Linked DNA regions of Mus musculus: region 2 is linked to region 1. A link is a contact called in ENCODE POLR2A ChIA-PET data. All regions are on one chromosome and are shown on one strand. Each heading gives the region's core, a stretch centred on a gene start or an enhancer-like site at or near the end of the contact. The rest is flanking DNA. Distances are from core to core; before and after follow the strand shown.

Region 1 (6,949 bases), core at 1,796-4,295:
CCCCTGAAGGCTCCTTCTGCAGCACCATGTAATTATCGATGTATGAAGCAAAGCGAAAACCAATACCTATAAATATCAACAAGCACTTAGGAGAACATAATCAGGAGATTCAGCATCATGTGGATCCGGTAAAAGGAAGTAACATATAGTCCCTATACTAAAGAATATGAGCCCACTTAAGCCTTTTAATCTTCCAAAACCGGGTCCAGTTGCTCCAGATTAAATAAACAACATAATAAGAACAGTTTCCAACAATATGTATCACAGCAGAACATGACCATTAAGAGAAACTTAGAACCCAAGATAACAACTAATGTACATGCTCTCCTTCCTTCCCCTTCACAGTTCTTGGCCAACCCTTGCTCTAAAACTTGGCTCTAGAATTTAACATTCCTCTCTCAAGTCACTAAAATGAACCTTCCATGCACCTCACAGATGGTGATGATAAGAAAAACAAGGCACTTCCTTCCCTAACTCTCCATCACTGTGCCCACTCCTAGTAGCTCATAGGTCCTCTAATGTTGCTGTACCCATCTTTGGCTCCTCCTCTCCATCCTATCAATGCCAAACCCCTTCAAGTGTTTTCTCTTGAGGGTTTATTTTGTTGTTGATGATGATGTAATTTTGTTGATTGGTTTTGTTTGTTGCTTTTTGTCTTTGATGACCTGGTTTACCACACTTACGACTGTGAAAATGTTTCCTTTCCAGTAAGCTCAGATAAGTCAGGAGACAAAAATACGATCGTGGAGAGACAGAAGGTTAAAAATCTCTGAGAAAAAGTCTTGTCACCATTTCACAAGCAAAGAAAAGAGGAGGCACACTTGCATATTGGATTCTGTGCTAAGAATCACTAACAAGACTGAATAAGAATTCACTTTAACGAGATCTTTTCTATTTTTAACTCATAGCCTATATCGGAGAACTTTTTAAATAACAAGCATTGATCCAAATGATCCCAGTGAGCTCATAGAAATTTAAGTAGGAAAATCATAAAATCATCCCAATTTGTCTCAGCAGGGGAGAGTTTTTAAAAATCCTACAAAGAAAATATTTTACAAAATTAAGGGCTTTTTGGTTTGTTTTGGTTTGGTTGGTTTTTGGTTTTTTGTTTTTAATAAAAGTGATAGACAGGGAAGAGAATTAGAATTAACAAAGCTGACATTTTCCTTGCTGAAAGCTACAAAAGATGGCAGGCCCCTTAGGCTATACTTAACAGGGCAGTCGAGCTAATGGGGGTCCCCTCACAAGCTTGGTGGCCTATTAATACTGCTTTTTAAGTTACAGGCTAACCCTAAAAATCCTCAGTTTTCTTTCTCACTCCGGAGCTAGTTCGATCAGGAAGCCTACATGGCAATCAAGGATTATCCGGAAAGCTTAACAACCTCAAGAAGCATGTACCATGAGCAAAATACTCTGGAACCACAACATCCCAGAATTGCATAAGCAGGATGGCAGCCTGCTGGGGAAACCGGGAGGCATATGTGTGGGAGGGCCCTGTCTTGGGTAGATACAGAACAAAAGCTGAAAAGTAAACGCATAAATAAGAGCTAAGCAAAGAGAAGACTTGAGTTGGAAGAACAGAGTGAAGAAAATATTCCTTACATGGGCAACAATGTTGCAGTCCATAGGATGGGGAATGCCTTCCCAAGCCCTTCTGTGTTTGCCAACATTCAGTTATAGAAGCTCTTTGTGAATGGATTTATGGTGAGAAAAAAAAAATTTAGAGGTGGAAATTATCTTTATAATAAACGTGTTAATTGTGTTACTACCGATGAAGAGATATAACCTAACCACATTACCCATCAAGGGACTAGAGCACAAATAGATTAAGCAATTTTAAAGAATAATTAGAACAGCTATGAATTCAATGAATATCTCTTTAATGATACCTAGTACTTTACACATTGAGACTGCAACCCTGGAAGGAAAAATAATTCCAATAGTAGATAAAAATTCTTGCTGCCAAGGATCTTACAATCTACTAGGAGCTTACTCGTGTAGCAGAGTTCTTAAGAAAGAAGACAGTAATGTCCTTGACAGGCCTCAGAAGGTAGTTTATGACAGAATGAGAATCAACGTCATCTAATTCCAAAGGAATTGCAATTTCATTTTTGCTGTGAGGATAATGGTAATGGGACCACAAATTCCTAGCACTCCAGCCAAGAGCTTTATCACTGAGCTATATTCTCATCCCCCCCCCCAAATTTCATTTATTGACAGTCTATGGATGAGGTCCACTCTTTCAGTGATACAAAGAAAAGAAGGGTGGGTGGCTCCAGCAGTAACCTTTTACTTTAAGTGAATAGATTCCTATCTTTTGATATCTCCATGCAGAGGGCAATGTCCAGCTCAGGTTAGTCAGATGACAAGCTCTGACCTGCACAATGGCCAGTGTGAAATAGCTCCCTCTCCAGTGTGATGAGTCTTACCCCTCCACTAGTATCTCTTAGGCTGTATCAAAATTCAGAGCTGAACCTTAAATTATTCTGAGCTAGTGAGGGGGTTGTATTTCTTAGCCCTAATAACCACTTAGAAACTAGTAAAATTTAATTCCCTCAAGGCACCCATCCCGACAGAAGCCCTCCCCAAGGGCACTACTGAGGGGGCAGGTGTTGAAGTATTTTGGATGACTCAGACACCTGTTTCCAAATATTATCTAACTAAGCTTCGCCCCCTTCTCTTTGAGCTCTCCTCAAGGCTTCGGTCTGGGGACTCTGGAGCCTATTCCAATGGGTAAACCGAAGTCTCTCCCTGCCTCCTATGCTGCAAATGAGGTACCCTGCATGAAAAAGGCAGTAGATGGGCCCAACAGTACCTTGAGCCAGAACTAGGTGCGAAAAGTCCAGTTCTGACTCAAACCAGACCTTTAAAGGGGACGCATGCCATGATCCTGCAGAAGATCTGAAAGGCAAGGGTCCGGCACAGCTGTGACACCTCACCTGCACTTCTGCTGACTCGCGCGATTATGAGCAGCACTATCCCAAACACAGGCCCCGGGGAAACCATGTTTGTGAAGATCCTGATTAACCCGCCGAATTCAGGAAGAGCCCCTATGCGGGGGCGGGGACAGGGCAGAGGCGTGGTCTTGCGTAGTGGGCGGGGCCTGGGAGGGTCTACCTATCGGGCCCCACCCTCAAGCCTTCAGTACGCGAAACCATCAGCGGCGCGGCGCGGCGCGGCGCAGGGCGCTCCCCTCCCGGCCTCCGTAGTTAAAAAAAAAAGAAAAAAGAAAAAAGAAAAAAAAAAACGGTTACCCAGCAACGAGATAAAACACTGGAACCATCCGCACCAGCTTGAAGAGAAAGAAGAGGTGAGGCAGTTTCCCCCACTCCCTCTCCAATGTGGAGGCTTCGCCATTTTCCTTCGTGCCGTAGTCTCTCCGCATCTCCAATACTCCCGCAACTCCTGGACCAGACAGAGAGCCTGGCAAGCCCTTTCTCGGAGAATCTGGAACGCTAGGTCTTTGGCGTCCCGCCCACGGTTTGACCTGCTTCCCCTCGACAGCCTGTCCTCCCCCGCCCGGTTCAGGGCTTTACACAGCTCTCAAGATTCGATATCTAATCTGCTGTTTGTGGCCAAAAGAGAGAAAGGGAAGAGACTCCACAGGTTAGGCCTTGTTAAACCTCTAGTCCTCCAGCCTCGACCCCAACCAGCGCCGCCTTTGTGCTTCTTGGGGGAGGCAGAGGGAGCACACGCCCAGACCCGAAGCTCTCTTTTCTCAATAATCAAATCCTATGTCAGCCACCTTTAAGCCAGTCCTCGAATAATAAGATAAAAGAAGGCCTGAGAAAACCAGAAAATAAGATTCCCCAAACATCAAAAGCTGACTCCCAAATACACGACCTCCCCTTTCACAATCCCTCATCAGAAAGCAGAGGCACTTGAGAACATGCTTCAAAAGTTGGGGCTGAAAAACAAGTGAAACTATTCAACAAATTATAATAATTTCTAGAACGACTAGATTTTTGTTTGCTTGCTTGCTATTTGTTTGATTTTTGGGTTTTTGAGGCAGGGTTTCTCTGTTTAGCCCCTGGCTGTCCGGAAACTCACCCTGTAGACAAGGCTGACCTTGAACTCACAAAGACCCACCTACCCTTGCCTCCCAAGTACTGCACTTGAAATAGTTTCTTCTCAGCAATGTAAAGGGGATTGTTTATACCAGCTTCTCAGCAATCATTGTCTCTTCAATACTGTGGGCTTGCAACATCTACCCTCACCTCTTAAGGACAGAAAAACAAAGTACTTAATCTAGTGAAAACTGTGGTTCTCTAACTTTGAAAATATGTATTTGTCTAATTTAATGGATCTGGATTTATGATACTATAATTCACAAAGCATAGTGTTTATCCACCAGGCTGGCTCTAATCGCCGCACTTGGGAGACAGAGGCAGGTAGATCTCTGAGTTAGAGGGCAGCCTGGTCTACATAGTTACAGAACAGCCAGAGCTATGTTGAGAGACTCTGTCTCAGAAAACAAACAAAATAGTTCAGTGGTAGAATTCAAAACTCTAGGAGAAAAGGATAGACGTGGTGGGGTGAATTTGGTGTTCATTTATTTAGTATGTGCATGTGTATGGGCACGGCCTCCATGATGTCGTCAGCCTATGGAAGTCAGAGAACATTTTGTGAGAGTCAGTTCACTTCGGCCACAATAGGATGTGCGTGGATTTGATTCAGATCTACTGAGATAGAGAGAGCACCAGGACCTAGATTGTGTGACTTTTTTCTTTTTAAAGTCCAAAATATGGTATGTGTGTTTGAGAAATGATTTGAGTCGTGATAGTGAGTTGGTTTGTGAAACTTGTGATTATATAATTTAAATTAGGCACTTTTTACTGAATCTTTAGGTACCATATAGGCAATTCTTTCCGAGGAGATGTCGATTCCTTTCTCCAACACCCACTACCGAATTCCACAAGGATTTGGAAATCTTCTTGAAGGGCTGACACGGGAGATTCTGAGGGAGCAACCGGACAATATACCAGCTTTTGCCGCAGCGTATTTTGAGAACCTTCTAGAGAAAAGAGAGAGTAAGCTCTTTTAAAAAAAAAAATAGGAATTTTAAAATAAACTAAGCATTTCATTATGGTAAAACTTAAGATTGAGGAATATACATGTCTTCAGCCTGTGACCACCATGTACGTGCAAACACATATCTAGCACTACACACACACACACACACACACACATACACACACACACACACACACACACACGGGAGCATGAAAACATACACACATACAAAAAAGAAAAAAAGAACATTAAAAATCATGGTCATTGTGCAGAAAGCCTTTATAAGGCCAGTGGTTGCAAGTACGGCTCTTACTGTTTGCAACAGGCTGTGACAGTTCAGTACCCTGCCATTCTCTCTGTATTTCTCACAGATGCAGTATGGAAGGACCCTATTCTCAGGCAACCCTGCTAGCTCACTGCCTGTTCTTCCTGAGAGGATAATTTGCAGTTTTCTTTAAATTTTGATTCTTCTCATTTGAAAGTATCATAAGTGTTATAAAAATAATTTAACACTCCCTAGATTAAATAAACCGGGTTTCGCTGGGGTATATGAAACTGTTCTTCAACGAAGGCACAGAAACAAACTGCTTTGGCAAGTGAATTGCCAGCTGGGAAGGTAATTTACATTCTATGTACTTTCCAGGTCCCATCCTGCACAGAGACTAAGGTTCATGCTAGCAGTGACTTTGATTTTAAGCCAAAGTGAAGTTCCTATACTTCCTTTGTACGATGTACAAATCCCAGCCTTGACGATTCATGAATATGAGGATCTGGCTCACAGGTCAAAGGGGGAAAGAACAATTATCATCATGTTTGTGCTGAAAACCTACTCTTGCCTGGAACAATCATAGTATAGAAGGTTTGTTACCATTACTTTAGGCAAAGTAGACTGGAAATACCCCTAAGCAAACAGATGTTCCTTCATAAATCATTTTACAGAGAGAGGAAACCCAGGACACAGATAGAATCCAAATAACTCACACACACTGAACAGCTCCACCTCCTGTCCCTTGTGATCCTGCCTTTGAAGAACTCAAAATTTCCACCAGTTTCCTGACTCCTGCTGGTCTGTTTCATATCCAGTCAGGGTGAATGTTTGCTGCACAATCTACAATATTAGTAGGGGAAAGCTATTAAGATATATTGTCTGATTAAAAGTAATGTTTGTATGAACATGAATTTGGTTATTGTAACATTGACTTTTACAAATTCATGCAGTAAAAATCTTTAGTCATTTGTTTAATTTTAGAACTCAGGAGCATACCATTAAAAAAATATTTGAGTCATTGTTACCAGGTCACAGTAATAAAAACAATTGATGACTAATGGCCTTAGAATACTAGTTCTCTGATAAACAAGTGGCTAAAACCATTTGAAAAAAAAACTTAACCACCACACCCACTTCCACTTACGTCAACTAAAGGTGAATTACCAACTGATACAGTGTAAAAACTTAACCTTCACAAGTATAATCAAAATAAATGAGTGTGGACTTCTAAACCAACAATGTCCGGTCTCCCACATGGCAAGAATTCCCTTGCCACCGTTTTTCATGGGTGGCTAGTAGTCTTCATTTTTGTGACAGGAAACCTGTGACTATACAGTGTAAGTGGTAGCTCAAGTCATTAGGAGAAAATGGACTTCTTAAATAGTATTGAGATCAAAATAAGAAAACAAAATTGTATCAATACTTTATATCATAGCCCCAGATAAATAATAAGTTGATTCCAGATTTAAATACTAAGAAAGAAACCATATAAATGCTGGGAGGTACTTCATCCCTTAAGAAAAACATCTTGCTTGCCAAGTTGCTTCAAACTCAAAGGCAACACGGTTGAAGGAACAGATTGATGGAACTGACAGCATAAGAAGTCAGCTTGTGTGTAACAAAGCAGCATGAAGAAAACAAAATAACAAACTGAGAAAAATGCTTGCA
Region 2 (6,949 bases), core at 1,462-3,961, 43 kb before region 1:
TCCCTCTTCATATAGGTAATAGAAAAGTCAGGTTGCTTCTGACAAATTCATGTCAATTGCCATAAAGCAAGCCAAGAGCTTATAGATGTTCACAGATGACATTAATAAAAGTTTCATGTCACTAATAAAAGTTCCATTGTTCAGTGAGTACAGAAGCGCTTTCATGATCTAGACACTACACAATACTTCAGTCTCTCCTCTTGTTTCCTCGTTACGTAAAAGATAGACGTGAGCAATCAAGTGAGGAGAAAGGAGTCCTAGAAGATACCCCAAGCCCTGTTCCTATTTGTACAACTTAACAAACTACTTTAAAGCTCTGTCCCCAGCTTTGGGTTTTAAAATCATTAGAATGGCTGGAAAAAAAAAAAAAACGAAGAAGAATGGCTGCACCACCGCTCTATCTTTGTAGCTGTACTTCCTGACTACCATAATGTGTCTTTGCAGTTAGAAGCTACAGATAAGTAGTTCCTGCTATTTCAAAAACAAAGACACCAGAGCACTTTGCCCCACATGTACACTAGCAAAGGATCGCTGTCATCAAAAGATCTGTTTTGTTATAATAACATTTACATTGTGGTTCTGATAACACACCACCTCTCCCATCACGTCCTTCTCCTTTCCGTCCTCCTTCACCTTCACTTCTGCCCAGCTCTCTAATCCAGACCTGTCATGGATCTTCCTAGAGGATCATGGGAAGAAATACCATGAAAAGGAAATCTGATCCACCATGATTTGGGAGAAAAAAGTAAAATAAAAATAATGCTTATGAAAAAGTCATAACTTTTAAAGATGATAGCAAAAAGAAACATTGTATTCAGTATTGTCTAACTTCTGTGAAAAATCAAAACATATACTAAAATATTAATAGTAGTTCATCCAAAGAGGCAGTATTATGGGTGTCTTGGTGGTTTGGGATAGGGGGAGTTATTATTGTGTTGTTGTTGTTGTTGTTGTTGTTATTTTTTTCAAACCTTTGTTATGTGTCTACATGGATGACAGGTGTGTACACATGTGAGTGCAAGTGCCCATGTCAGATCCCCTAAAGCTGGAATTACAAATAGCTGTGCGCTACAGGATGTGGTTTCTTGAAACTGAACTTGGGGCCTCTGTTACTCATTCATTCATTCATTCATCCATCCATCCATTCATCCACCACTCATTTTGGAATGCTAGAAATCAAACCCAGAGCTCTTCACCTATAATATAAGTGCTTTGCCACTGAGTTAGATCACAGCCCATGGATTTTAAAAAAAATTCCCCAAGCTGGACATGGTTGTCTATGGCTATAGTCCCAGAATTTGGGAGATAGAAACAGGAGGGTCAGGAGTTCAGGGTCATCTTTCCCTACACAGAGAGTTTGGCACTGTTAAGAACCCAGTCTATCAAAGCCAACAAATAAACAATACCTTCTTTTTTGTCAAATTTGCAAGAAAATTGCCTTAATTGTAAAAGAAAAAGTCTCAAGTGAAAAAAAAAAATAATAATAAACATGTTTGGGACTATTCCACTGAAGTCTACTGGCCAAAAGAGCTTTCAACTAAAGCAGAGGCTGGGACTTTCCTCCTCATAGACACAACACACGAAGAAGATGAATAATACAAAAAGTCAGATAGATGTCAAAGTCTATGAGAACAAAATGCAGCTAAACAGCAAATCAGGCAGTTAAAACTAACGCTTTATTAAGAATAAAGTCAATTTCGATTACTATGAGTGCTTTCAGATTCCAAGCTAGAATTCCAGTATATATTTTCAAAGCAGTGTATTTTATAAGTTGTCACAATTCTGATGGCTTTTAAAACCAACTAAATCCACAGGAGCACCTTAGGTATTTGTGAAGGCAAATGGTACCCTGGAGTTGCATTATTAAGACCCAACCAAGTTCAAAAAAAGCAGCTTGTTACATGGGCAGTCATAGAAGAGTATCTACACGCTTTTTCTCTTGGGTTGCAGTTTGTCAAAACTGCAATGGTTTTTACAGTTTTCAGAGATTAAATACTTGGATCACTTACTGAATTCTAAGTTGTCTTTATCAGTATTAGGTTTTTCTCTAGTAATTCAGTGAGCGCGTTAATTATGTAACATACTTCTTGGCTTCCATGTACAACCGTAAACGTCTAGATTTGGAGAATTTAACAATAATTATCTTTTATATGAGTACACTAGTTTGGAAATCCACCCCATCTCATTTCTTACTTTGAGAGGGAGAAAACAAACAACAAAAACAAAATGTGAAAAAGAGGCTCAGTCAATTGGTTTGACACTACTGAAAGAAAAAAACGATAGGAAGTATGTGTACTTGAAACGCTCCTGGTTTCATTTTAAAACCACTGAAAGCCGACCTTGTGCTACTTAACATTTTATTAAAACAGTTTGCTAACTAGATACCAAGCTTTGGGGCAATCAAGGTCTTGTTTTACTATCCCCGAAGTTCACAGCCTAAGAAACACTTGTGCGATCAGCACATATGGGAAACTGAGTTCCCCGCATTAGTATTTAAGTCTGCTAAAACCCCAGGAAGGCCTGCTGCTCAGAGCAACCTGGGAAAGCAGATGTGGACGTGCATTCCCTGAGGGCACCTGCCTGAGCGTCTGCATCAGGACTTTAAACTCTTCCCTACTTCGCTGGCTATCAGCCGGGTAGGACCGGTTCTTTCCAGCTCCAGCTCCTTGCAACCCTGAGCCACACCCGTCCTCCCAGCCCACCGCTAGGTCCGAACCACCGCAACTTCCAAACCCGGAAGTTACACGTGGCGGTGCTTTTGCGCAACTTCCGGCGGGTCTTCCTTGGGAAATCGACTGGGAAGTGCCGAGGATCGCCATCTGTTTCTGCCTGCGCTCCATCCCCTCCGCGCCCCGGAGCTCCAGAACCCGGTCTGATCATGAGCGTGTTGAGCGGCCTGGCCTCCGAGCCGCGCACCCCGCTGTCCAGCAAGGCCAGGATGAAAAGGCTCCCGAGGAAGAGCCAGAACGAGAAGTACCGGCTGAAGTACCTGCGGCTGCGCAGAGCAGCTAAGGCCACGGTGTTTGTGAGTCTGGGTTTGGGTGGGGACTGTCTTCCCCACCTCAACTCTCTCAGAGAAAGAATATCCGTCCAGTGTTAGTTGCCTCGCTTGGGAATATTAGTTCCATATCCTTGCATAAGTTATTCCTCTAGTCCTGTCAACTCCTCTATAAATGAGGACTGAAGAGTGCTCCGCCAGCAAACTTTAGTCATTACCTTCTTGCTACTTTTCGTTTCGAGCCTAAGGAGTGTCTTTTAAGGCGAGCACACTGAAATGAAGCCCAGAGGGATGACGTGCCCTAACTCCAACTTGGATACCCTGATTCCAGTTTATTATTTACTCTACACAGCCTGTTTCCTAAGTACACCCAACCCTAACGCCATGGCTGCCGCTTTCGTAAACAGGCACCTAAATCTTTCAAAATTGTCCTGGTTGTAGCTCCCTTTGACGAGGCTTCTAGGTGTTTCTGCCTTCCCTCCATCCGAAACTGAAAGTGGAACTCAACATCAGGAAACAGGCTACCTCCTCCTGCTGAGGTGTATAGACACTTCCTGCTTTAATTGTAGGGATTTAGGATTTGATGAGTAAACTTCTTTACCAGCCAAGAAGTATTAGGGTCTAATAAATCTGATAACAGTCTAATAAATAGACTATTCTAGCTTAGCCAGTCACCTCAGTGCTTGCTTGGTAATAGGTATACGGTCCATATACCCTCACATCTGAACCTGCAGTTTAACACTTCTTTCTACAAGGTCTTTGTAGACGTATCGGGAAAAGTTTTGACTTTCAATTTGTTGTTGCTAAAACATTTAACGCTTGTATATGTGTCGAGGGAAATATGAGTAAATCAGGAAGTCAACACCTTATACTCACTGTTCTCTCTTGTCACATGATGTCAGAGCCTGCCTAATGCTTACAAGTCGACATTTAAAGATAGTGTTGGTTTCGTTAAGTATACAAAGATCTTATGAAACCAAAGGGTCTCCGTGTACTTAAACCAACTGATGCCTTGAACACCAATTTGAGGCTCCACCTGTGAAACACCCAAATAGGCATTTCCTTCAAAACTGGTTTCAAGACAGACTGAGCCATCAGTAAAGAATGATGGTACTTGGGTATATGCAAATAGATGATTAATTAAGAATTTTACATGCAAAACTTTTCATCCTTTTCTCTTCTCTCCCCTCCCCTCCTCCCCTCCCCTCCCCTCCCCCTCCCTCCCTCCCTCCCTCTCTCTCTCTCTCTCTCTCTCTCTCTCTCTCTCTCTCTCTCTCTCTCCCTGTAATTGTTCTGTAAGATACAGTGGGTCAGATTGTCTTTGCAAGGTCAAAGCTGTAAGCATAGAGAGTCTTTAGAATTCTGTAGTGGAGAACAAAAAAGAATTTTGTAGGGGGTCTAAATTAAGTCCAAGTCCTATATCCTTTCTCTGCCAAAGGCCACACTAATTGGAGTGGCCACACCCATTGATTTGCCCAAAGAGTGCAAGCCCTGGTGTACCATCTTGTTCTGGCATGAGCATTAAGAATGTCCCTCTTCATCCAAAGGTGTCCATGCAATTACCCTCCCTGTAATAGAACCCAAACACTTGGCCCTGCAGATTTTTTTTTAAAAGAAGTTTCTTTCTTTTTATTCTTATTACTGTGTGTGTGCCGCCGAGCACGCATAGAAGTTATCAGGTAACTGTCATTCATTCCTCTCCTTCCACTGTGGGTTCTGGGGCTCCGATTCGGTGCCTTTCCCCGCTGAGCCAGCTGTACAGACTCTGTATTTATTAACAGCATGCGCAGAGTAGAACCACACTTCTCTTACACACTGCAGCACAGAGGGCTCTTTCAATCTGAGATATAGATCTTGTCACCAGAAAGGAGCCTCAAGTTTTAAGTTCATTTTATGTGATTATAGTCCTTTTTTTTTTTTTCTTCCTTAAAGGAAAATGCTTCCATCTGTGATGAAATTGCTCGTCTTGAGGAAAAATTTCTTAAAGCAAAGGAAGAAAGAAGGTGAGCCAGCTTCATTTTGCTGTTGCTGTGATTATCATTGTCATCATTATTACTGGTGCTGTGGATTGATATTATTATGGTGGCTGATTTTTTTTTTCCCTCTCCTCTGGATTCCTGCACATCGCAAAGCCCCTTGACCACTTGAGGCAATACAGAGGAATTCTAAACCTGTGTGCTATATCCCACCCAAATAACTTCCCAATTATGAAAACCAAGGGATGATTTAAAAAAAAAAAAAAAACCACTGTTTCTCATTCTACTAATATTGGCTTTGTTTTTCCCTATGCAAATTACAGTGGGTATATGGATACCTCTGATTCTATTCGTATGAATATTCTCCAGACACCTCAGGCCTTCCACCCTAAAGGTAGAAGATCCCTGCAGGGACAAGAGAAGTTCCAGCCAATATCTTGATTTCTTCAAGTATTGATTATCCTGCAGGGCTTCATGGCCTCTGTCTCCAATAAGAGCCTTATTGTGTGATAATCTTTGTATTTAGTCTGTAATTCCCACTGCTTAAGCGAAACGTTGAATTGAGAGAAAAGCCAGAGTTCATGCCTGTCCTCCCATCCCTCTCCACCTCAGATACTTGCTGAAGAAGCTCCTCCAGATACATGCTCTAACTGAAGGGGAGCCACAGGCCGCTGCTCCTTCCCACAGCTCCAGTTTGCCCCTGCCTTATGGTGTCACCAGCTCTGTGGGAACTATGCAGGGAGCCGGGCCCAGCACTGGGGCCGAGGAACCATTTGCGAAGAAATCCAAGAAGGAGAAGAAAGAAAAGGGCAAGGAGAACAGCAAACTGGAAGGTATTTTAAGAAGATAGTGTAGCAGTGGCCTCGGAGGCTCTACTGATAGCAAAGGCCTGGTAGAACTAACTGGTTCTGACTGAGTAACAAGTAGCCGCTTGTGTTTCATAGCACCCCCTGAAGTCCCTTGAGAAGCAAGTGTCTCATTGGAGCTGCTTTGGAGAGATTCTGATTAGACGTGACAGATGAGGATAAGCAGGCTTGAGGCCTCTGCCCCTCGTTTTGTGCCCCTGCTCTCTGGACTGTATTCACTGCAGGCTTTCCTAGGGGCAGGGAAATGAGCAAGCCAGCCTTCTCAACACGCTGCTAGCTCAGCTGCTTCTACAGTTGAAGAGAACTTAAAAGTTCTTAAGATATGTAAGCAGCATATTAAACTGGTTTGTAGGCAAGTTAGATACTTGGGCTTTGGGGGAAAGGCCCAGATGGCTATTTCGTGAATACAGATGATACCTCACCTACAGCCAGATGTTCAACTTAGAGATTTTCTCACCTTTACAATGTTATAAAAAGCAGGGTGCAGCCAGGCGTGGTGGTGCACGCCTTTAATCCAAGCACTCGGGAGGCAGAGGCAGGCAGATTTCTGAGTTTGAGGCCAGCCTGGTCTACAAAGTGAGTTCCAGAACAGCCAGGGCTACACAGAGAAACCCTGTCTTGAAAAACCAAAAAAGAAAAAAAGAAAAGCAGGGTGCATTCAATAAAAATCGGACTTTTGGTTTTGTTCTTATCTTAGAACAGTGATACGCAGTGTAATATCAGTAATATTAGCTAATGGTGTGAAGCCATAGCTCCCACACAGACCCACATTTGTAGTGATACTTGACACTCCACAGTGTACTCAGTTGCCTGATGTTTGTTAAGTTAGGTATATCACACGCATTAACATACTGTATTTTCGACTTACCTTGGGCTTATGGAATAAAATCCCATCACAAAGAGCATCCATATCAATCAAGATTGGCTTTCTACCTTTATCATTCATGTGTAAATTTCCCTACCCCTTGGCACTGGAAGAGACCTAAGTGGGTGACCCCAGATTTTCGTTTCAGTTCTGAAGAAAACATCCAAGAAAAAGAAAATGGAGGGAGGTGCTCGAAAACTGGTTCGACCCATTGCCCTGGATCCTTCAGGACAGCCTGTGTTCC

What was found. ChIA-PET counts read pairs that join two places held with the same protein, here RNA polymerase II (POLR2A).
Region 2: POLR2A ChIA-PET joins it to region 1 with 18 read pairs in Patski. The contact joins the promoter of Tbrg1 here to the promoter of Siae in region 1. POLR2A ChIA-PET finds 5 or more read pairs at or near these places in 2 of 5 experiments (Patski and embryonic stem cell).

What each region holds. Positions count from the first base shown.
Region 1 is chr9:37,609,917-37,616,865 of GRCm38, reverse strand. Siae (sialic acid acetylesterase) reads right to left here and starts at 3,045. Exons shown (of 10, transcript NM_011734.4): 1 at 2,940-3,045; 2 at 1-66. The coding sequence starts at 3,006. It overlaps Spa17 (sperm autoantigenic protein 17), which reads left to right and starts at 3,146. Exons shown (of 5, transcript NM_011449.2): 1 at 3,146-3,310; 2 at 4,848-5,030. The coding sequence starts at 4,877.
Region 2 is chr9:37,653,074-37,660,022 of GRCm38, reverse strand. It overlaps Tbrg1 (transforming growth factor beta regulated gene 1), which reads left to right and starts at 2,711. Exons shown (of 9, transcript NM_025289.3): 1 at 2,711-3,025; 2 at 4,931-5,001; 3 at 5,587-5,807; 4 at 6,854-6,949. The coding sequence starts at 2,879. Panx3 (pannexin 3) reads left to right here. Exons shown (of 4, transcript NM_172454.2): 4 at 1-121.